Linked DNA regions of Homo sapiens: region 2 is linked to region 1. A link is an interaction called in ENCODE POLR2A ChIA-PET data of the cell type or tissue named here. Cell type or tissue: CD4-positive, alpha-beta T cell. All regions are shown on one strand. Each heading gives the region's core, and the rest is flanking DNA. Links, peaks and the distances in the headings are about the cores only.

What was found. ChIA-PET counts read pairs that join two places held together with the same protein. Peaks named below come from ENCODE experiments on the same cell type or tissue, not always from the same donor. Only the 100,000 strongest peaks of a DNase experiment are listed, where the experiment ranks them.
Region 2: POLR2A ChIA-PET joins it to region 1 with 29 read pairs; 7 of 35 experiments call an interaction of 5 or more read pairs at or near these places.

What each region holds. Positions count from the first base shown.
Region 1 is chr7:150,562,669-150,573,328 of GRCh38, reverse strand. GIMAP4 (GTPase, IMAP family member 4) reads right to left here and starts at 5,939. Exons shown (of 3, transcript NM_018326.3): 1 at 5,892-5,939; 2 at 3,370-3,441; 3 at 1-1,200. The coding sequence starts at 3,427. The coding sequence ends at 269. LOC107986860 (endogenous retrovirus group K member 19 Env polyprotein-like) reads left to right here and starts at 9,227. Exons shown (of 2, transcript XM_017012936.2): 1 at 9,227-10,116. The coding sequence starts at 9,546. In CD4-positive, alpha-beta T cell, for the core only: a CTCF peak has its summit at 4,447; DNase peaks (open chromatin) are centred at 4,448, 6,008, 7,836, 9,108 and 1 weaker place; H3K4me3 peaks cover 6,276 bases; H3K27ac peaks cover 5,571 bases.
Region 2 is chr7:150,731,023-150,741,518 of GRCh38, reverse strand. It overlaps GIMAP1-GIMAP5 (GIMAP1-GIMAP5 readthrough), which reads right to left. Exons shown (of 5, transcript NM_001303630.2): 3 at 3,811-4,014; 4 at 592-640. GIMAP5 (GTPase, IMAP family member 5) reads right to left here and starts at 4,101. Exons shown (of 3, transcript NM_018384.5): 1 at 3,811-4,101; 2 at 592-640. The coding sequence starts at 634. RefSeq lists enhancers at 4,025-4,104, 4,980-5,966, 8,000-8,139. In CD4-positive, alpha-beta T cell, for the core only: no CTCF peak of the experiment used is centred there; DNase peaks (open chromatin) are centred at 1,338, 2,308, 3,948, 8,198 and 2 weaker places; H3K4me3 peaks cover 5,268 bases; H3K27ac peaks cover 7,791 bases.

The sequences.
Region 1 (10,660 bases), core at 1,184-9,183:
TTTGGTCTCTTGCATACATTTTCTCTGCATGTCTAAGGAAGAATTCACAAGGTAGCAAGCACCAATACTTTCTGCTTTGGAGTTTCACAAATTGAAAATTTGTCCCTCTCTTGTTAAGTCAATCAAACATCTACCAATGGCCAATGGTGGTCCTTAGTTACGAGTGCCTGAGAGACAGAAACTAGAGCACTCGACTATGCTAAATAAGTAAGTATGGGGCAAGGTTGCCAGAGAATATGCAGAAAATACAAACAGATTTTCATTAAGTTTAATCTTCCGCGAACAGACGTAACAAAATAAAGGAAGCAATCTGTAACGCTGTCATGATTAATTCAAGTATCCCATCCTTACTCTCCACTTCCGTTCTTGCCCTTTGCTGCCTTACAGCATAGTGAGCCTCCTGTTCTGCTAGTTTCTTCTCCATTTGCTTCTTTCTCTTTTCCTGCTCCACTTTATCTTCCAGCTTTCTGATTTTCTCTTCATACTCCTCTCTTATCCGCGCTTTCTCTCTCTCCAGCTCCACTCTGTGGAGTTCTTGCATTGCTTGTGTTTGCTTCTGGATCTCCTCCTCCGCCCTTTGGTACATCCTATTAGTGTAGCAGCCTTCCTTGTTCTCCCTCACCACGCGCTGGATCAGGCCCAGCAACTGTGCCCTCTGGGCCTCCTGCTCAGCGCCTGTTGCCTTGTTGTTTAACGCACAGTAGCGGTCACCGAAAATGTCCATCAAGTCTTGAATGTCTTCTGGAGCTTCCCTTAAGTAGTCATGCAAATTGGTGTCACCTAAGTCATCTTTCCGGGTGAATATGAGAATCATGAAACTTCTAGCCCTCTCTCCAAACATTTTCAGGATCTTCTCTGTGGCTTTGTGCTCTTCCTCAGTGTAACGGCCCAGTGGAACCACCAGAAGCAGAGCATGAGGCCCTGGGGAGGTCAGAAGAATGCAGCGAATAATCTCCTTGGACGTTTCAGCATTGGGCACCTCTGTGTCGAAAATGCCTGGTGTGTCAACTACGACAAGTTCTGTTTCCTTCCATGAGCTGCTGCGTTTCTCACACTTCTTGGTAATGGATTTTGCTGCAGTGCCAGAATGAAACACTTTCCGGCCAAGGATGCTGTTTCCTGTTGCACTTTTTCCTGCTCCGGTTTTACCCACTAACACAATTCTCAATTGGGAATTTCTGGGCTCTTGCCTTCCAGGCCCTGGGACATCAAGAAAAAAAAAAAGCCATGCTGTTAGAATCTACCTCTAATAGATTCCCCTGCAGAGTCCTCACCCCCAGTGCCCTCCTCCGTTACTGGCTGTGGGGGCTTCTCCTGATGTTACTGCTGCACTCAGAGATTCCTGTAGGCCTGATGCTCATTTTTCAGTACTTGGGCAACTGGCCTTTCCCTTAATCTCCTATCTTCAATCTTGCTTTTTAGGATTCCTTTGAGCTTCTCAGTCTGACCTTTTGTAGCTATGTAGCCCAGAGGAAGAAATAAAATGGTTTCAGAAGAGAACTATGAGCTGCCAATAATAGCTGTTTGTACCTTTATTTTTTCTTTTTGAGACGGAGTTTCACTCTTGTTGCCCAGGCTGAAGTGCAGTGGCATGATCTCGGCTCACTACAACCTCTGCCTCCTGGGTTCAAGCGATTCTCCTGCCTCAGCCTCCCAAGTAGCTGAGATTACAGGCATGCACCACCATGCCCGGATAATTTTTGTATTTTTAGTAGAGACGGGGTTTCGCCATGTTGATCAGGCCGGTCTCAAACTGCTGACCTCAGATGATCCACCCGCCTCGGCCTCCCAAAGCGCTGGGATTACGGGCATGAGCCACTGCACCCGGCCAGCTGTTTCTTTCTAAATAAGGTCGTGCAGGGAGTAACCCAAGATTTGACTTTAGCATATCTGTAGTGGAGATTTATTTTCCCAATTTATATTCAAAATGAAGCATTTCTTCTTCCCATTAAGAAGCCAGGGAAGTGGGTTATGCAACTTATCATTATTCTTAAAATACACCTTCCCACGTTTGATAACCAGAATTCTGGGATGAAAGAAGCGTATTTCCGAAAGTGATGTGACTGAGAACACTGGATACAGGAAGGCTAAGATTATCTAAGGAAAAACGTGGGCTGGCGTTCACATTTTTAGTTAGCATCACAGCAGAAGGCTCTGTCCTAAGGATATCCTGAGGGCATTTTTTGGCCATAGGGAAGGAAGTAGGAGAATCATGGGAGGCAAAATGACAAAGCACCAAAGGCCAGCTCCAACACTGCAACAGTTAGTCAGTGTTGAGAGCATATGGTGACAATCCATGGAGGAGATTGTAAATGTAGCCACAATCTATTCCCATCCCTGGATGCATGCCTCTGGGATGTAGATTTGCAGTTCCTCCCATCAAGATGCTATCTGTCTCTTCAACTGTTGAATCTGGGTGGGCCTTATGACTTGCTCTGGACAGTAGGACAGTAGAAAGCCTGGTGCAAGCAGAGACTCCAAAAGTGCTTATGCACTGTGGCTTGCCTTTTCTTTCTGCTCCTCCTGCAACTGCCTTAAAAGGAAGCCTGGACTAGCCTTCTTGATGATAACAACAAGGCCCAGTTATCTCTATTACCCTTGCTGTCTGAGAGCTTGCTAACTACCAGACATGTCCATAAGGCTATCCAAGACCATTCAGTTGCATACCAGGCACTAGCTTACCCCAGATGCATGAGTGAGTGCCTGAGATGAGCCAAGCTGGTCCAGACCCAAGAACAGCCCAGTGAACCCACAGAATTAAGAACCAACTAAATGGCTGATGTTTTAAGCTATGAAACTTTGGGATAGTTTATTAAACCAGCAAAATCTCAACTGATATAGTCAATTTCTATGGGTAAGGAAGAAAATGGAGGGTCATGTGATACACTGAATGAGCCAGCCAGTTTAATTTGTTGGTTATAGTGAGACCACCAGGAGCTGGGAAATTAGATACCAGGGTGAGGGACAATTACTCCCACATTCCTCATTCCCAGTTCTCCTCCAGGCTGAAGAAAGGGGCAGAAAAACAATCAGATAGGCTACAACCAGCTGTTCTGGTGTGTCCATGTTGTAGGAAGCAGGAGGTAAGAAACTGTGCCGAGCCCTGGGTCAATCAGAGGATATTTAATCTCTCTTCTGCTTAGCTGCTTAGCCACACCATGGGCAGAAAGTGCAGAGGGTCAAGAAAGATGAAAGAGCAGGTCAAATGAGGAGAAAATGAGAAAAGAGGTTGGAAATATTTTTCTCCTGCTCAAATGGGGACTGGGTGGCAAGGCAGGAGAACCCCACCCCTATTCCCCCCCAAATCCCCCACCCCCACCTGCTAACCTCCCTGCAGCCTGGTCTGGGGAGCACTGAATGCCCTCTCACCATAACTGGCCCCTGGTGTGCTGGGGTTGAAGCTCATACTGCCGTATTGGGCTGCCATTGTCGCTTGAACTCCTGTAGATCAAGAAACATAACCATGTCATTTTAGGGAAATGGAAGCAACTAGAATCCCTGACTGCCTGTAGTCAACAACAACTTTCTTTTTGCCATGAGCTTGCTACATTGATTTCTCCTGCTCCATTTCCCAAAAGTCTCCTCAACCCTCCATTTTCAGTTTCATTTTCAGATTGTTCCTTTTTCTTTACACAAACATAAATGCTTCCAGTGCTTCCTCACAGGGGTTCTGGCCCCTTCCCCCCTCTATCTAGAGATTCGTGGCTTGGATGTGTTTATATGAGGTCTGTAGCCTACACCCTCCTCAGAGTTCCAAACTTTTATATCTCCCTCAGCTTATAAAAGTTCCAAACTTTTGTATCTCACTCCATTTGGCTATTTCATGGGCATCTCAAACAGAACCTGGCCGAAATTAAGCCCTGACCTCCACATCCTGTCTGCCTTCCTGGCTCCCCGCTCAGCAGATGGCACCAACATCTAGCCCCGTGGCTCCTGCAGAACTTTGGGGTCATCTACAACTCTTTTATCCTCTCTCTCTCATCAGCCCATCACCAAATCCTATTGATTCCACTTCCAAAAAACTCGAAATTACCCATTTCTCTCCATCTTTGTGCTAATACAACCCACTGTCAATTGTATACAACTTAACAGGCTTCTAATTGATCATCTCCCCTTCAATCCCTTTTCTACTCTACAATCAGATGTTCTTTTAAAACTAAAATTTGATATTTTTTCTTGTTTAAATTTCCTAGTGGCTTACTATTGGTTTCAAAATAACTGAAGTCCTCAGAATGGCCCATAGGCCCTGTGTGATCAGCTCTCTCCTCTCTCCTATGTGTGAGCCACACTACCCTCAATGTTCTGGAAATCTAGGCTCCTTCCACCTTCAAGGCCTTTGCAGTTATCATTCCTTCTCTTTGGAGCACTCACCCTCCAACCTAGTGCCCAGCTTGTTCCTGCTCAACCCGCAGGCCTCGGCTCTCCAGAGAGTCTTCCCCAACACCACTGTCTACCAGCAACACCCTCTGTTATGATCCACTGCACCCCAGAGGCTTCTTACAGAATATGTATTACTTTAGGAAGTTAATTGCTTGATTTTTTTACTGTCTCCTCTTATACTACAAGCTTTGTGATGAGAAGACCACATATGTCTTGTATTTCTCATTATTCCCTGGGGACAAGCACAATACTGGGCAAAGAATGGTTATCGATCATTGTTAAATAAATAAATGGATAATCTCCCTGCTTCTTGCCTTTGATTGATCATTATGTCCAGCCCACATCTGATCTGTGAAAATGACAATCCATTCCTTTATTAATTAATATGTAGTGTTATAGAAACATGGTATTAATTTTAAATGTTTTATTTCATTGCTACCTACAAACATTTTGCAATGGAGAAAGATATTTGAAGAACTCTTATTGGAGCAGACTTTGAACAAAACAGGCAGAAAATGGTAGTTGTTAAAGACAGAGTCACCTCATAGGAAGCCAACAAATATGAAACACTGTGAAAAGCCAGATATTTCTTTTGAATGACTATTTCTTTATCCTTCAAGAATAGGGTATAGGAAACAGCTTCTTGTAAACAAGAGAAATCATGGCATTTTTTAAAAATCAGCTTTGGTGGCTGGTGTTAGGAGAGAGGATAGGACACCAGCAAGAAGAAAACAATACTGTGACATTCTGGGTTTTTGTGACATTCTCTGGGTGTTTCTTCATATCCTCCTTCTAGTGTGTGGGCTCTTTAATGCTGCTCTGCTGTTAATAATTCAGAGGCAAAGCCAGGAGACTGTGCTTCTGTAGGTGCTGACTTCAGGTGGCTGAATTCTCCTCTCTCTGCCTAAGGAACAAGCACCCATCAGCATCCAGCTTCTCCTGAACTGTAGAGAGTCACACCAGGTGGCATCTCCCTCCTCCTACCCGCTAAAGGGGAGCTCAATGCCCAGTAAACCCAGGACTGTCCCTGAGGAGACAGTTTCCCTAACGGGCAGCTCCGAGCAGACAGTTAACCCTGTAACAAGACCTCAGACTGCAGAGCCTCCAATCCTGACCTGGGTGCAGTCTTTGTGGGGCCACATATGGAGCTGTGCCCCTTACACATCCCAATGTTCCTCTTCCCACCAGCTCCCCCAGAGCTAATTCTGTCCGCTCACCCAACTTTATCCCTGGAAGAATCAAAGTTTCTATATAAATTCCACAACCAGCGAGAGGAAACATTTATTTGTAAAACAAGTATCCTCTGAGCAGCAATCTCTGGAAGAGGCATTGATTTGTAGGGCTCAGCCTTGAAAACAGATCACAGCCTAAAATTAGCAAAGCCAGGAAACGGGAACCAGCGAGAATATAGTCTGAAAACATGTTTACCAGACGATTTAAGATACAGGTCCCTCCTCACCAAAATCGCACATTCGTCCCGACCCCCACCACACACACCCCTATTCCCTTACCTGAAAAATCAGGATCTTGCACCCCTCTCTGATTTTGCACACAATACTAAGCCAGGATGTTGAGAAACAGGAGAAGAGAGGAAGTGAGGGGAGGAGCTGTCCAGATTTACTTGTGCAAGGGACCTGCCCACCTGATCATCCAGCAGCTCTAATAGAACTTTCTGCAGGGATGGGGTTGTTCTGTGCTGTCCAAGATGGTGACCCTTAGCCACACGTGACTACTGAGCGCTTGAAATGTGACGAGTGTGATTGCAGTTCTGAATTTTAAATTTTATTTTGTTTCAATTTATTTAAAGTTAAATAGCTACTCCATTGTCAGAATTCTAAAAGGCAAAGTCAGGCAGAACAACTTGCACCAGGCATTTTCCCCAGAAGGAAAGAAGGAATATTCAGCTTGGTATGCCTGGTGGCTACCATACTGAACCTTGCAAAGGCTCTGCAGTGAGACAAAAAACATGGGTCATGCTGTGACATTCTGGAAGAAACTTCTGGGCCAAAACTAGAGAGTTATCAGTTATTCTGAAAGACCCTTGAGCCCCTGAACCCCTGCTCAGCACAACAGGCCTCCCAGCTAAGCCCCCATACCCCTTTCTCCCAGTACCTCAGGTATGTCCTCTGAGTCCACAGTGTGTCCTTATTTCCAGGGTATGTCCATGAGTCATCTGCTAGAAGCAAAAGAGAGTAAATGACTTTCACTGGACTGACTAGGATGGGCCCAAAATTCACCTCCTGAGATGGTCCTGGAACCACTGAAATATTCTAAACACTGACATCTGACACTACTTACCACTAAAATGGAAACTTTGAGAGTATTGTAATGGGGTCCCAGCTCACCGTTATAACCAGTTATTTTTCCATTGTAAAAGGGGTCTCAATTTACCATTATACCCCACAGCTGAGACCTTATTTAGAATTACATAGCACTTTAGTAATTATAAAATTGCTAATAATTCTAAAGAGAACTGTAAGAGAAAGACATACATTTCTTTGAGGATAGAATGTGATTGGCCCTGGGTATACAAGCACAGGATGGCTACACTAAAAAGCAGAACAAGGCAATGGAATACATCTTGCACCAACAGTAAGGATAATTTACATTCCAGAGCAACATGACTTAAATAACAAAGACCACTTGGTCCCTTGGTTTGACAGGCAAACGAAGGCAAGTCCAAAAGAACAGGCAGCATGAGAAAGCATCTCCGCGATTCTGAACTGAGATACCTTAAAAGACTAGGATTATATTTTGTTTCTGAAGCCTAAACCTGGCTAGAAGGTATATATTATTCTATTTAATTACAGAAATTGATGCAAAATATAGTATTTATTTTTAGTACTATTAAAGCACTGGATCATTACTTAGGGAATCTTTATTCAGGTTACAGGGATCACTGCAGTAGGAAAGTTCTCTGTTAGGGACTACATTTGCAGTGAGCACCACGTTTCATCTAATGCTTTAACAATAAAGCAATGTGTAGACAAAAATGTCTACATTAAAGATCCAGAAATGAAAACAATAATTTGTGATACCACATTAAAAATTTAGAAAAGGAACAGCAAATTGAACCTAAAGTAAGGAGGATGAAGGAAATACTAAAGGGAAGAAATCTTGAAACAGAAAAAAAAAATAGAGAAAACCAATAAAATCAAACATGAATTCTTTGGAAATAATTAATAAAATTGATAAGCCTCTATCTACATAAATCAAGAAAAGGGGCAAAACATACAGTATACAAGTTATTAATATCAGGAATGGGAACGAGATCATGCAGGCATTAAAGGGGTTGGGCCTGATCACCTCAACATCTAGCTCCAGTTAAAAAAGGGGGAGAATCAGGAGGTTATGTATGCTAACCTCCAAAAACATATGAAAGAGACAGTTCAACCTACTGCACCCTCAGGGGAAGCTCCGGAATGGCCACCCCCACCTAAGCCTTGTGAACTGCAGGCATGGGAGCCTGAGATGCCGTTTGCGGCACCTGTTATTGCACAACCTGCCGTTAACTATGGTAAAAATCAGACTCAGCCACCAGTTAATTACGGTTAAAAATTCAGACTTGTCCACCTGTTAATTATTCCAAAGAGATGCTTCAGGCTCCTCCCAACGTTAAATATGGGACAATTCAGGCTTCCATTCATCAGGCACGAGAAAGTGGGGACTTGGATGCTTGGCAGTTTCTGGTGACTGTCATACCAGAGGAGCAGCCTGGACATGCTCAGTCACACTGGGAGCCATTCCCTTTTAAAATATTGAAAGACTTAAGGCAAGCAATTGGACAATGTGGGCCAAATTCTCCTTATGTTCATTCCCTATTACAATCTGTGGCTTACAACCAGCACTAATGATTGAGGAAAAAATACAACAAGCTCCATTCACCTACAGGGGTTATTGCTCAGAGTGAGGACTTGGTTGAATGGTCTTTTTATAGTTCCAATGAACAAAAACCAGATTCGACAGGTTTTTATTAACTCCTTTAATTGGCAAGTAAATTTATTGGCAAGTTAATTGGCAAGCTGAATTCATAGGAAACCTTAACAATCATTATCCAAAAAATAGGATTTTTCAGTTTTTAAAATTAACTACATGAGTTCTGCCAAAAATTACCCATAATGCTCCCTTAGAAGGAGCAGTGACTGTATTTACAGACGGCTTTAGTTCTGGAAAGGCAGCCTGTGTAGGACCTAAAAATTGAATTATTCATACTAATTTCCATTCAGCTCAGAGGGCTGAATTACAGGCAGTTATAACTGTGTTGAAAGATTTTAATCAGCCTGTAAATATTGTCTCTGGTTCGGCTTACGTTGTTCAAGCCACTCTAAACATAAAAACTGCATTAATTAAGTACATTGTTGATGAACAACTTTATCAACTGTTTTCTTCCTTACAGAAGGTGGTGCATCATCAAGGTTTTCCTTTTCATATTACACACATCCAAACACATACTAATCACCCTGGGCCCCTTGTAAGGGCTAATAATCAAGCTGATTTATTAGTTTCTCCTGTACTCACAGATGCCCAAGACTTTCACTCCTTAACACATGTTAATGCAGCAGGACTTAAACAGAAATATCAAATCACCTGGAGACAAGCAAAGGACATTGTACAACATTGTCCTCAGTGCCAAGTATTACAATTACCACATCAAGGAACTGGTGTTAACCCTAGAGGGTTGGCACCTAACAAAATCTGACAAACTGACGTTACCCACATTCCTAAATTTGGTAAACTTTCTTACGTTCCTGTAAGTGTTGATACATTTTCAAAATTCATGTGGGCTACCTGCCAAACTGGTGAAGCTACAGCACGTATAAAAAGACATTTGCTTTCTTGTTTTGCTGTTATGGGCATTCCACAGGAACTTAAAACAGACAACGGGCCAGGCTACTGCACTAAATCTTTAGAAACATTCTTACAACAATGGGGTGTTCGACATAGTACTGGCATACCCTATAATTCTCAAGCACAGGCCATTGTTGAACTTGCAAACAGAACTTTAAAAACTCAATTACAAAAACAAAAGGCAAAGAGGGGGGAATACTCCACTCCCTATATGCAGCTACAACTGGCTCTTATTATTTTAAATTTTTTGAACTTGTCCAGAGATCAGTTTACAACTGCAGCAGAGCAGCATCTAACAGGGCAAAAAATAAATCCCCATGAAGGAAACCTTGTGTGGTGGAAAGATGTCAGAACAAAGACCTGGGAAGAGGGGAGAATCATTACATGGGGTAGAGGGTTTTCTTGTATTTCACCAGGAGAAAATCAGCTTCCTCTCTGGGTGCCTACAAGACATCTTAAGCTGTGCCGTGAGTCAGAATCCAAGGAAGAGGAGAAGACCTCGGAACTTTGCACTCCCAACTTGCCTGATGGCTCAAATGAAGATTTCTGCTGAGCAGAAGGTGACCAGCAAGACTCACCAGTCAACTCCACCGACCTGGGGGCAGATTAAGAGATTGACCCAGCTTGCAGAAGAGGACCTGAAGTCTCAGGACAAACCGTGGACCTCCTGCAATCTGCTGGTAGCTATGATGGTGGTAATTACCCTGGCAGTGAGTCTCCCTGTAGCTGAGGCTGATCAAAATTATACCTATTGGGATTACATTCCATTCCCTCCACTGATTAGACCTCTTACTTGGCTGAACTCCCCAGTTGAGGTTTATGTTAATAATAGTGTTTGGATGCCCGGACCAACTGATAACCAAGGCCCTACTCATCCAGAGGAGGAAGGTATGTTAATAAATGTGTCCATTGGTATTGCTTTCCTTCTATATGTCTGGGGCCTGCAGCAGGATGTTTAGATTATGACAAACAAAGCTGGATGGTTTATGTCCCTGCACATAATGGATCAGAGGCCTCTATTCATATAGTTAGTGGAAGGAGCTTTCAATCTAAAACAAAAGTCATATCCTCAGGAAATTCCTATCGTATAGCTAATATTCTTACTAATCAATTTAGGCCAAGAAAGAAAAAATGCCCAGAACAATTGACATTATGGTCTAAGGAAGCTGAGGTGCTGACTTGGGAAGATTGCATTGCAAATAGTGCTGTGGTACTGCAAAATAACTCCTATGGAATCGTTATTGACTGGACCTCTAAGGGGCAATTTGCAGTAAATTGTACTGGACAGCACAAGGGATGTCAAGAGCGCAGCTTGCCAATTGACTATTCCGAAAAGGCACCTACCCAAAAGTATAGAATAGAAGCCGACTTTCCTGTCTTCTGGGAAGGCAGTGATATGGTTCCTCCATGCCCTAAAATGATTGATCCAATA
Region 2 (10,496 bases), core at 754-8,753, 170 kb before region 1:
TGTTGAAAAGCTCATCTATGTGGCTGATTGAAGCACACAAAATTATAGCAGAAGTGGTGTTGGAGAGGGTGACACTGTGGCAGGAGCGAAAATCTTCAGGCACGAAGAGGGGAGAACCTGTGGATTTCTAGAGCCCAAATGAATTCGAAGTGCATTTTAGGCTCTTAAAAATCTATTATTTTATTTCTCCCACTCTGGGTTGGTTCTTCGTTTTCTTAAGTTATTCTGTGGTGTTTTGTAGCAAGCACAATGACTAAATCCCTATGGGGACCTTTTCTTTTTGAGCTGTCAGCAGACAAAGAAAGAGAAAACATATTCACCATTTGCTTCCAGACCCTTCAACCTATGACTTGGTTTCCTTTCCACATTTCCCACATACCTGATGCAGGGAGAGCATCACACTATGGTGTGTGTGTGTGTCTGTGTGTGTGTGTGATGGTTTGATAACACACACGTGATGATAGTTGCCTTTATCTTCTTCATTTAAAATGAATGGGTTTCTGCCACTGTGTTTTAGATGGGGGTAGATGGGGAGAGAATTGTGATTCTCCCAAGTGTCTGGGGCTCTTGAGAACTTCAAGACTTTCTTACCTTCAGCCATAGTTCCATATTTGCCCCTCTGGAATCCTCCCATTCTCTCCTGGAATAAAAACAGGAAAAGGATAAAAAGCAGATGTACGTTTGGGAGCTGGTAGAGCCTGAGGGCACCTCAATTCAGACATCTAAGAATAATCATTCTCAAATGAGCCATTTCCATCCCTAATTTTCTAACTCATACTTTACTTTGAAACATCTGTAAATAACTTTAAACAAAGCAGGTGATGTTAGATGTTAGGTTATGCTAAAATAGTGCACGATTACTTCCCTCCCCTCAACTTACAGAAAATCAGGAAATATTTTGAAGCAAATCAGTTGATTATCTCCCCCAACCAGAAAGGCATGAAATGGAGAAAGCATTCTTCTATGGAACAAAGAGTAGGCATTAAAAAAATTGAAATTAAAGTAACAAACTTACCAGAATAGAGAAAAAAAAATTGCCTTGCTGTAAATAAGATTGGTTTATTTGAAGTAGTGGAAACTTCCAGTCCCAGAAAGTCTTTGTGTCAAATGGACATTCCAGCGGCGGAGAGGAAATTACAAGGTACTGTCCAGTGGGAGGATGGAAGTGGGGATCAGGGACACGAAGAACTGACGTGAGAGGAAATGGTATAGGGGGACCGGTATGACCGCTTTCCCACCCTGACGGTTGGTGGAGAGGAGGTAGTGAGGTGATTGAAGAGAAAGAATCAACTTCAGGCCGAATTCAAGAACAACTCATTGCCTGCTCCGGGTTTCCAGCATTGTGCAACAGTATTGGGGATGTACATTTTCCACGTGACTGGTTATTGCCAAATATGACTCCCAGGGAGTTGAGTTAACTCCTATTTGCACCACCCATTTATAAGAAGTCCCCAAATCTTCACAGGCACTTAGTAATATTACACTTTTAATTTCCTGTCATCCTTATGGGCATAAATAAGGATGTCTTAATTGGCTTAAACTTACATTTTACTGATTATCATTAAATTAAAAACAGTTTTCATGGTTTATTTGCTATTTTGGTAATTTATAAACTTCAATTTTTAATAACTTCTGTGATTTCTATCTTTTCCACATTTTTCTATTCATTCAGTGGATTTTCTTGGCCTTCTTTAGGTCAAGAAATCTATTTTTATATTATCAGAATGTATTAAGACAGCTTCCTGCCTCCCTCCCTTTCCCTTCTTTCTTTTCTTCCTCCTTTCCTCTTTACCCTCCCCTCTCTCCTTTCTTTCTTTTTCTTAAGCCCAGAGAAGAACATTTTCCTCTCTCCCACACCCTGTTCTCGTCTCTGGTAAATTATGCTTCTGGCTTTTGCTAAAATAGCACCAGTTCCCTGACATCCTCTCTACTTTAGATGACGTTTTCTGAGGTTTGGAATCAACATAATGATGTGGTAAGGGTCAAGATGACAGTGGTAATGATATTGATTATGAACATCATAATTGTAATAAGCCTCTGTGAATACATTTATAATTTTCAAAGTTATTTCATCCTTCTTATTTTAATTGCTCTCTCAAATTCCCTGTGATGTGATCAAAACTGATCTTAAAATTTCTATTAAAATGCAAGGAAACTGAGCATTAAATGACCTGCCAAAGGTCACATATTTACAATGGAGCTAGCATCAGGAAATGGCTCCTTTTGCTGTGTATTGTCCTTGATTCCACAGGTGGAAAAAGAGACTTTTCCAAAAAAGTCAACAAACCTCTTGGAACATGTGTACAATGCTGCCACTCCCTGGTCAGGAGACAAATTAATTGGACAGCTAGAAGCCTACCCTAAAACCAACACACAGAATTTTATTGCAAAATCTTGAGTGCATTTCTTATAAAAGGTTATTCAAAAATAAAATTGCTGGTGGCAGGAGTTTCTCTGAATTGAGGTCTTTTCTTTTAAAACAGCCAATTGCCTGTCACAAAAGCCAGTCAAACTATGTTATGTTAGCCAATGACCAGCAACAATAGCTCTCCCAATCCAAGCTTTCTGAGTGGATCAGGCTGCATTGAGGAATACATTTTTTGGCAGATATTCACAAATAACAAAGTGTTCACAGGTGAGTCAGAAAGGATACTGATGGCAATGCTAAAATGAGTCATGGAGAAGATTATAAAAGAACTGAATAGAGCGTGGTGGACACACCGTAGGCTTGAAGGAATGTGATACGTGTTGGTCTACAGGGCAGACAAAAGTGGAGGAATTGAGAATGAAGACAGGCGTCTTCTCCAAAGGAAAAATTTTACTAATCGTCCCACAAAAGAGACCAAAGTTCATGAGAGATTGGAAGGCAGTGTGCAAGCAAGACAGTAGCAGCCTCTGGCAAGCTGGTGGGAGGGTCTGGCTCAGGGAAAAGGGTGAAGCAAATGAACAAAATGCACATTCCGATTTGAAAATTGCATGAACCTGATTTTACCATGAGAAGAGCTTATTTTAGCAAATTACAAGAAAGCAGCCTCTTCCATACTATTTTAGAAAAGATCAAACCACTTCTTGTCTTCCTTGTTCATAAGTATCTCCTTCACCCATCTGCCCCAGCCCATGTATTTCCAGGTATTGGAATCATGTGTTTTGCGGTTTGGTGTGCGTCCGGCAGGGTGTCATAGGAAAAATGTGGGGCATCTGGGGGAGCATGGGGTAGTTTTCAGAAGTTGAAAGTCACAAGACAAGGTCCACTCAGGGGTCTTGTTTGGAACATGAGGCTCCTGGGGTGGGAAAATATCCCACATTTGCCCTGGGGAGCCCTAAGAATCCATCCTCAGCTCCCAGGCTTGTCTGAGACATGGTACGTGTCTGGCTGGTCTGGGACAGGAGAAATTAGGAGGGTAAAATTGAGAAGAATGCCCCGGCATGCTAGGGGAGATGGGGGAAAGCCTATCACCCTCTGGGAGCTTCAGTTCTCCCATCTGTCCCACTGATGAGAGGATCAGTTCAGCCTTACTCCCTGAGAGTTTCATGGAGATCGACTTGGCTAAGTAATGGGCAATGGGGCAGCAAAGCCCGCTGTCCTGGGACTGGGCTGTGAGTGCAGGCACAGATTCTTCAGGCTGTGCTCCACCAGCTGTGCACCTGCTGATGCCCGCAACACTCATCACCATTGCCCCGTTTTACTGACCAGCGAACCCAGAAGTGAGGGGATCTGTGCAAGGTCATGTCAGAAATGAACAGCTGTGACCAAACTGTGATCCTTTCAATTCCCAAAGTCTCTGTGAGCATAAACCCAGTTCTCCTTACCAGAAACGGTTGTTGTGCCCTGTCCTCCAGGGTGGCAGTCACTGAGGCTCTGGCCGCTGGTCCTCTCTCAGGAAGGTGAAGTGGCAGCAGAGAGAGTCCTGCTCTGCGTCTGTGTGCGGGGATGCTGTTCACAGGGCTGAGGGAGGTTGAGCAGACGCAGTTAAGGAGGAGCCATGTGCTGGGGCTGAAAGCTCCATGACTCAGCTGCACAAAAAGAAAAGTAGAGATTATGGAGTGTGTCCCCCACACCTCTGCGGACTAGGACACCCTGGTGTTGGCTGGAAACTGATTGGGAACAAGACCCTGAAAACCAGCCGAATGCAGCGATGTGCTGCTTCCTTAACGGGTCACTTCCTGTCATGAGCCTGCCCTGGGACAGTGTGCCCCATCCCATTTCCTTTTTTTTTTTTTTTTGACTGTTTCAAGCAAGCAGTATTTGGAAGAAGGAGATATGAAGGGAATTACAGACTCTCCCACTTCCAAGTTCAGAAAAGGTCCCTAGTGACTGGAAAGTTCTGGGCAGCAGCTGCTGCCCTCAGCACCCATCACCGGGGCACCTTCTCCTCCCAGCACTCTTGGGCCCCTTCTCACAGGCTCTGCTTCTGGAAAGTTTCTGCTAACCAGGATCAGAAAGGCACTCTGGTCCAAAGAGGACCAGAACAAGCCCTTGCAGGGTTTGACTCTGGGCTCGTGACTGACCCTGGTAAGCTGTCTGGCACGTGATGGAGCCCACCCTGTGGGGACATTGTGGAGTCTACGTGTCAGTTTATCTGGTAAGGGTTGAAAGCAGGGTGATAGAACCTCTATTTTTGAATTGATTGCCATTTAAGGCTAGAGCAGTGGACATAAACCTGATTGCCATTTAAGGTTAGGGCAGTGGACATAAACCTGATTGCCATTTAAGGTTAGGGCAGTGGACATAAGGCAATTATGCGATGGAGAACACAGTGGGACTTAGGCGGAGGGCCGTCATGGCCCAGAGAATCCCCATATCCTTTTCTGTTGACATTTGAAGTGGGGCTTACAGTCATATGGTAACAATTGTCTAAGACTTGATGGGAAAACAATTTTAAACAATCTCCTGCTAGCCCAGAAAACCTCTCCACAGAGGCAGAAGAGAAAGAAAACAATTTTATTATTGAATGTCCATTGAACCAGAATGTGATCTGGATCCCAGACAATCCAGGAAGAGATTGCAAAGACGGAGAGGGATGCCACCTGGTTATACAGCCAGGCAGGTGCCACCTATTACACACGTGTTCTCAAGTTAAACCATAACTAATCCTCAAGTAAGAGGACTTGACAGCACCCTTTGACATGCATAGTTCATCCTAAATTCACTCAGTAATCATCTGTGTTGGCTAATTGTCTTTCCAGAGGAAAAGTAAACTTCTCACATCCTCTATGGCAAGAGGAAGATTTGCAACTCAGAAAGGTGCTGGCAGATGTCAGGCTCCTACCTAAGTTAGGCTCCTAAATTAGGCCCCTATTTTCACACAGAGACTGGGAGGTGGGGACGCTACCTTCCTTGATGTTTGCATTTCAAAGGGATGGCTTCCAGATGCTCTACAGACAGCCCTGGGCTGTCAAACAGCTTTTAAAAAGATTTGCATTACAAAGGGTAGAGAAAGATTTCACACTTACAAGGTTTCTAAAGAAAATGCTCTAAGAAGGGAGGGGTAATTCTTTTCCACTTTGTTTTTTCCCCAGAAAAGAGAATTAATGTTTTCTCCTTATTTTTGATTTTTATTCGCCCTTACATTTTTAAATTCTTCAAGGACTTTCAACCTAGTCAGCACTCATAATTTATGTGAATTGAGCAGAGCAGGGCAGAAAGTGGGCTGTAATCTGACCAGGATTTCACCCTTGCTAGATAGGGACCAGGTACTCCCCCAGCACCTGGCTGGAATCTTTCAAAAACTTGACCAACAGAGTTCACATCAAAATCTTATAAACAGTGAGGGGCACCGAAGCTAACCATTCCCATCAATGTAGCAAATTCACTTAATTCTGGCAACATCTTCAAACTCCTTCTCTTCTTTCCTTTTGGTTTGAACTATTTGCAAACATTATTTTTATCCACTGAACTGGGTGCTCTGGCACCCCAGCTAAGGACTGATTTTCTGCTTTGAGATCTGTTCTCTAAGTCTTATCTCTTCTCTAGCAGTTCCCAGGCTCCTCTTATGGCTCAAAGAGACCCCAGGGAGTCAATGATGAAATGTGTTAACTGGTCTCTATCAGTTTTCTGGGTGAGATCGTGGGCTTTTTAGAGGCCAGGGACTGTCTTTAGGTCAGGATCTTGCTAGAACTTAGCCCTAGAAAGTGCTCAAAAATACTTACTGAGTAAATCAGTAAAACATACAACTTAAATGCTCTAACTCTTCCCTCATGTCCCCTTTTGTAGTTACATTTAGTGCTAGAAGAATAATCTTAGGTAGCTACTTTCAGAAAGTAGGGTTGTAGAAATTCGTATATATCCAGATATGAAAGGATTTCCAAAACTAGACTCTTTGTGCCTTTTTCCACACCCTCTCTATTCCTCTGTTCAGATTTGCAAAACAAACAAACCCCCAGGAAACCTGGGACACCGAGGAAGTGGCCATTTTCCCTACCCTTCTGTTTGACACCAAATTCAATCCCTTTTCAGCCTGGACAGAGACAGTTCTCTACCAAACCTGACATAGTACAAAATATGATGAATCATTACTGAAAGCATGTCTCTATCCATCCCCAGCCACCTCTGCTATCCCTGCTTTCTCTCTGTGATGCTCCCTGGTGCACAGAACTGAGCACGCTGAGTTGCAACTCATGTGCTCTAGCTATGTGATGAAGTTTCTGGAGTTCTGAGTGCAGTAGCCATCTCAGAGTAGATACCTGTAGGCTGCCCTGAGAATCAGCTTTATTAAGCTGAGGAGATGCCAAAGCTCCATCTCGGAGACATTTTGGGCAGCCACCTTCCCTACCAACTTGGAGTGATTCAAGGACCCCTGGGTTCATGCCTTGGACCTTCTGTTTGAAATGGGAGACAGACAATTATTGCCTTCTGATGAAGGAGGAAGGGAGAATGAGGGAAAGAGGAGGCATGGCATTTACCACTTTCTCCTGAGCCACTGGGCTGAGGTCCTAGGTGACCAACCGCCAACTTGCCCTGAATTTGACTGGATTTAGTACTACAAGGCCCACGTCCTGGGAAACCCCTTAGTCCCAGTCAAAGTGAGCCTGTTGGTCACCACAAGGTCTCCTAACTCTTAGTCATGCTTGCTGTCTTTCACCATCTGGCCTCTGTCTCTTCATCCATCATCTCACCCTATTCCATGAAGGTCTCCTATGAACATGACTAGTGGGAAATGTGGAAATGAAACCCCAAGTCAATGTTGGGAGGCCCTGAAGCCAAATGCTGAAGTGTGATTTCTCTTCCTTGTCGGTAGTCACTCTAAAAAAAGTTCTTTCTTGGAACTTTTTTTTAGAACATTGTGTTCTTACGAAAATCAAAGAGCAGGTAAAAGATGCTGAAAAAAAGTATTAAAATGCAGGCATTTCTATATTATCAACATTATTATTTCCTTTGTGTCTGGACAAGGTCATGGCTACTCTTTTCAGGGCTGAGAGGGTCCAGGTCAGGGGCGCCTCTAATTGGAGGTGAGGAAAGGAGCCTCCTGGATCAGGGTGCTCTACAGAGACCACAGCTGCTGAAGAGGCTTCACGGTGGGGGCGGAGATCATCTAGGGGTGAATCCAGGAGGTAGAGTTGAGGATTCAGAAACATCCAGGTCAATAAAAGGGGCCACTATTTGAGCCCACAGTTGACATACAACATGGAGGAAGGATTAACGATGCCATGAAGTACACTCTAAGTATCTAAATATTGCATCTTTTGAAGCAAATTTACCCTATTCTCCTGAGCCTTTGCACCACACCAGACCTAATGGGTGGTAAGTCCAGACAGCACCCATGGGAAGCAGACAAAAAGCCACCCTCGTAAGGAATCTGAAATCTTATTAGAGAGACAAGACTTATGCAAATGAAAGACAATGAGTAAGGGTCCCAAATGAATGTTTTGGACAAGTGTATTTCATACACCCCATTGTAGAGCATCAAAACATGAAATAGAGTAGAATAGAAACTATCAAAATTAGTCACACAAAATATGAGTGTATGTAAGCTCTGGGAAGCAGTATAAAACTGAGGGTCATGGTAAAAAATACATGATAGCACAGTTTTAGACAATGTATTAAGCAGGATTTTGGGAAGAAAAGAGGTCAAAACGGACCAACCCCAAGGAGAAAGCCCTGAGGTGTGGAGTAGAACTTGGACATGTGATCAAGGTTGACTGGAGGTGGAGAAGGGGCCCTTTGAAGCGGTTATTTTAAAGGAAGCAGAGAGTATGTAGGTGTCAGGGCAGGACAGTGCCTAGAGCAGGTTTAAGAGCTTGTTGTCATGACCTCTGGAGTTGTCTGGGTAGCTGATGTCTAGTTGTCTAATTCCATAGCATTGCATTTAGAGTAGAACCTTCACCCATTTAGTTAGCTCAAAAGGCCAAGAGGGAGCAGCAGGACTGAATGCATGCCTTGACGCTCTCCTCTAGTTGTTTATTAGATGAGTTAGATGAGGTCCAGATGGGATGATAAGGTCCCTGAAGATTTCCTGGCTGGCACCATGGAGGACAGCTCCTGTTGCATCTGGAGTGGGGTGGACCCTCCTGAAAGCCTAATGAGACCCTCCTCTACCCTGACATTATCACCTGCAACTGAATGTCTCCTGGTGAGCATCTTGGGATCCACAAGCTGATATCTTCCTGTCACGAATAATGTTTCTGAGCTTGCTGAGGTGTACCCTCACCAGGCTGATTTCCTTTTGAGTCATTACATTGGAAATTCTCGGCCCTTGAGCTGTCTATCAATTATAGGTTTGTTGAGATATTTTCCCCCTCACCCTTCAGAGGGGAGACAAAGAGCCCCCCAAAACCCCAAGGTGGCTCGAGGCCTGAGATCAGTTGCATCTGAGGTTGAGAGCAGCCTCTTCTGTTTACACACTATGTTGTGACAAATGTTACCATGTGGACATCGACATGAAAAAGTTGGGAAGCTCTACTTTTGATGAAAAAAATATAATATACAAAGTCCTGCTGTCTGGGTCTTGCTTTCCTTCTGTCTGAAATTACTATTGACATTTGACATCATGGGGTATCAGAGTTACCAACAGGCACATCTGTAGGACTGGCCCAGGCTTCTTGGGGTGCACATTGTCTTTTAACATATCCCACCCCAAGATCTCTGGTTCCTCCTCTCCTGAAGCTATCAGACCTCCTCTCCTGAAGCTATCAGGAGATTCTGTCAGATTCTGCCCCAAGCAGTGCTCCCAAGCTGCCCCACCGTCTCTGTCAAGGCCAGGTTTTCCCAGATCCAGGACATGGGGTTCCTGGCCTGGGGATGCTTCTGTATCCTGGGAGCCTAAGCAAGGACCACAGTGGCTGCCTATTTGCTTTTTCAGAGAAGGGAAAACACAGCAAGAGCAATGATAAAAAGTGGAGGCAAAGCTGAATGTGTGAAGGCAGTTGATTTGCACAAGAAGTGTTAGAAACAGTTCAGTGACAACATTAGAAGTCATACCTCCTGTGGCTTTTCTATGAAAACTACAGCCTGTGCTGCCATAAGCCTCATGGAGACTTGCATGTACACGTCTGCCATTTGAGTTTAACCCAGTGAATAACTGAGTTGTGTGGAAGGGAAAGGAAAAAGGCACAGGCACAGAAGGTGAGAGCTAGAAGAATCTTGGGGATCATGTAAACTAGTCCTTTCCTCCCCCATATTACAGATAAGGAGACTGCAGTCTAGAGAAACCGTTTTCAGAAGACCACATTAGTTAATTTTAGTATATGGCGTGAGATATAAATCAAGATTTTTTTTGCAAATATATGTCCAGTTTTTCATTCCATCAACTTATCTTGCAGGGAGTATCCTTTTTTATTAAATTACTTTGGTACCCTTTCAAAAATTAATTGATCATATATATATGTCTATTTCTGAACTGTATTCTGTTCCATTGATCTTTATGTCTGATTTTCACCAGTACCTCACCGTTATGATGATGGCAGCTATATATAAATCTTGTGATCAGGAAGTGGAAATTCTCTTTTTCTTTTTCAAAATGGTTTTGGTTTTTAAATATAAATTTTAGAATCAGCTTGAAAAATATATAAGAAAATCCTTCCAGATTTTGATTGTGATTGCATGACTCTACAGATTCATTTGGAAATAACTGATATCTGAATAATATTGAATCTTCTGATTCATGGACATGGCATAATATTGTTCCAGTTATTTAGGTCTTGTTTGATTTTCCTCATCAATGTTTTGTAGTTTTCAGTGTAAAAACCTTAGATTAATCCCAATATTTTATAATTTTAATGGTACTATAAAAGGTATTGATGATTTAATTTCAGTTTCCAGTCATTCATTACAAGTATGCAAGAACATAATTGATTTTTGTTTGTTGACCTTGTATTTTCTGACCTTGTTAATTTATTAGTTCTAGAATTTTTTCTTGATTGAGATTTTCTTCATAGAAAATTATGTCATCTGCAAATAAAAACAGTTTTTATTCTGTTCTTTCCAATCTGTGTGCTTTTAATTTCTTTTCTTTGCCTCCTTTCACTGGCAGGATCTCTATCAAAACATTAAATTGGAG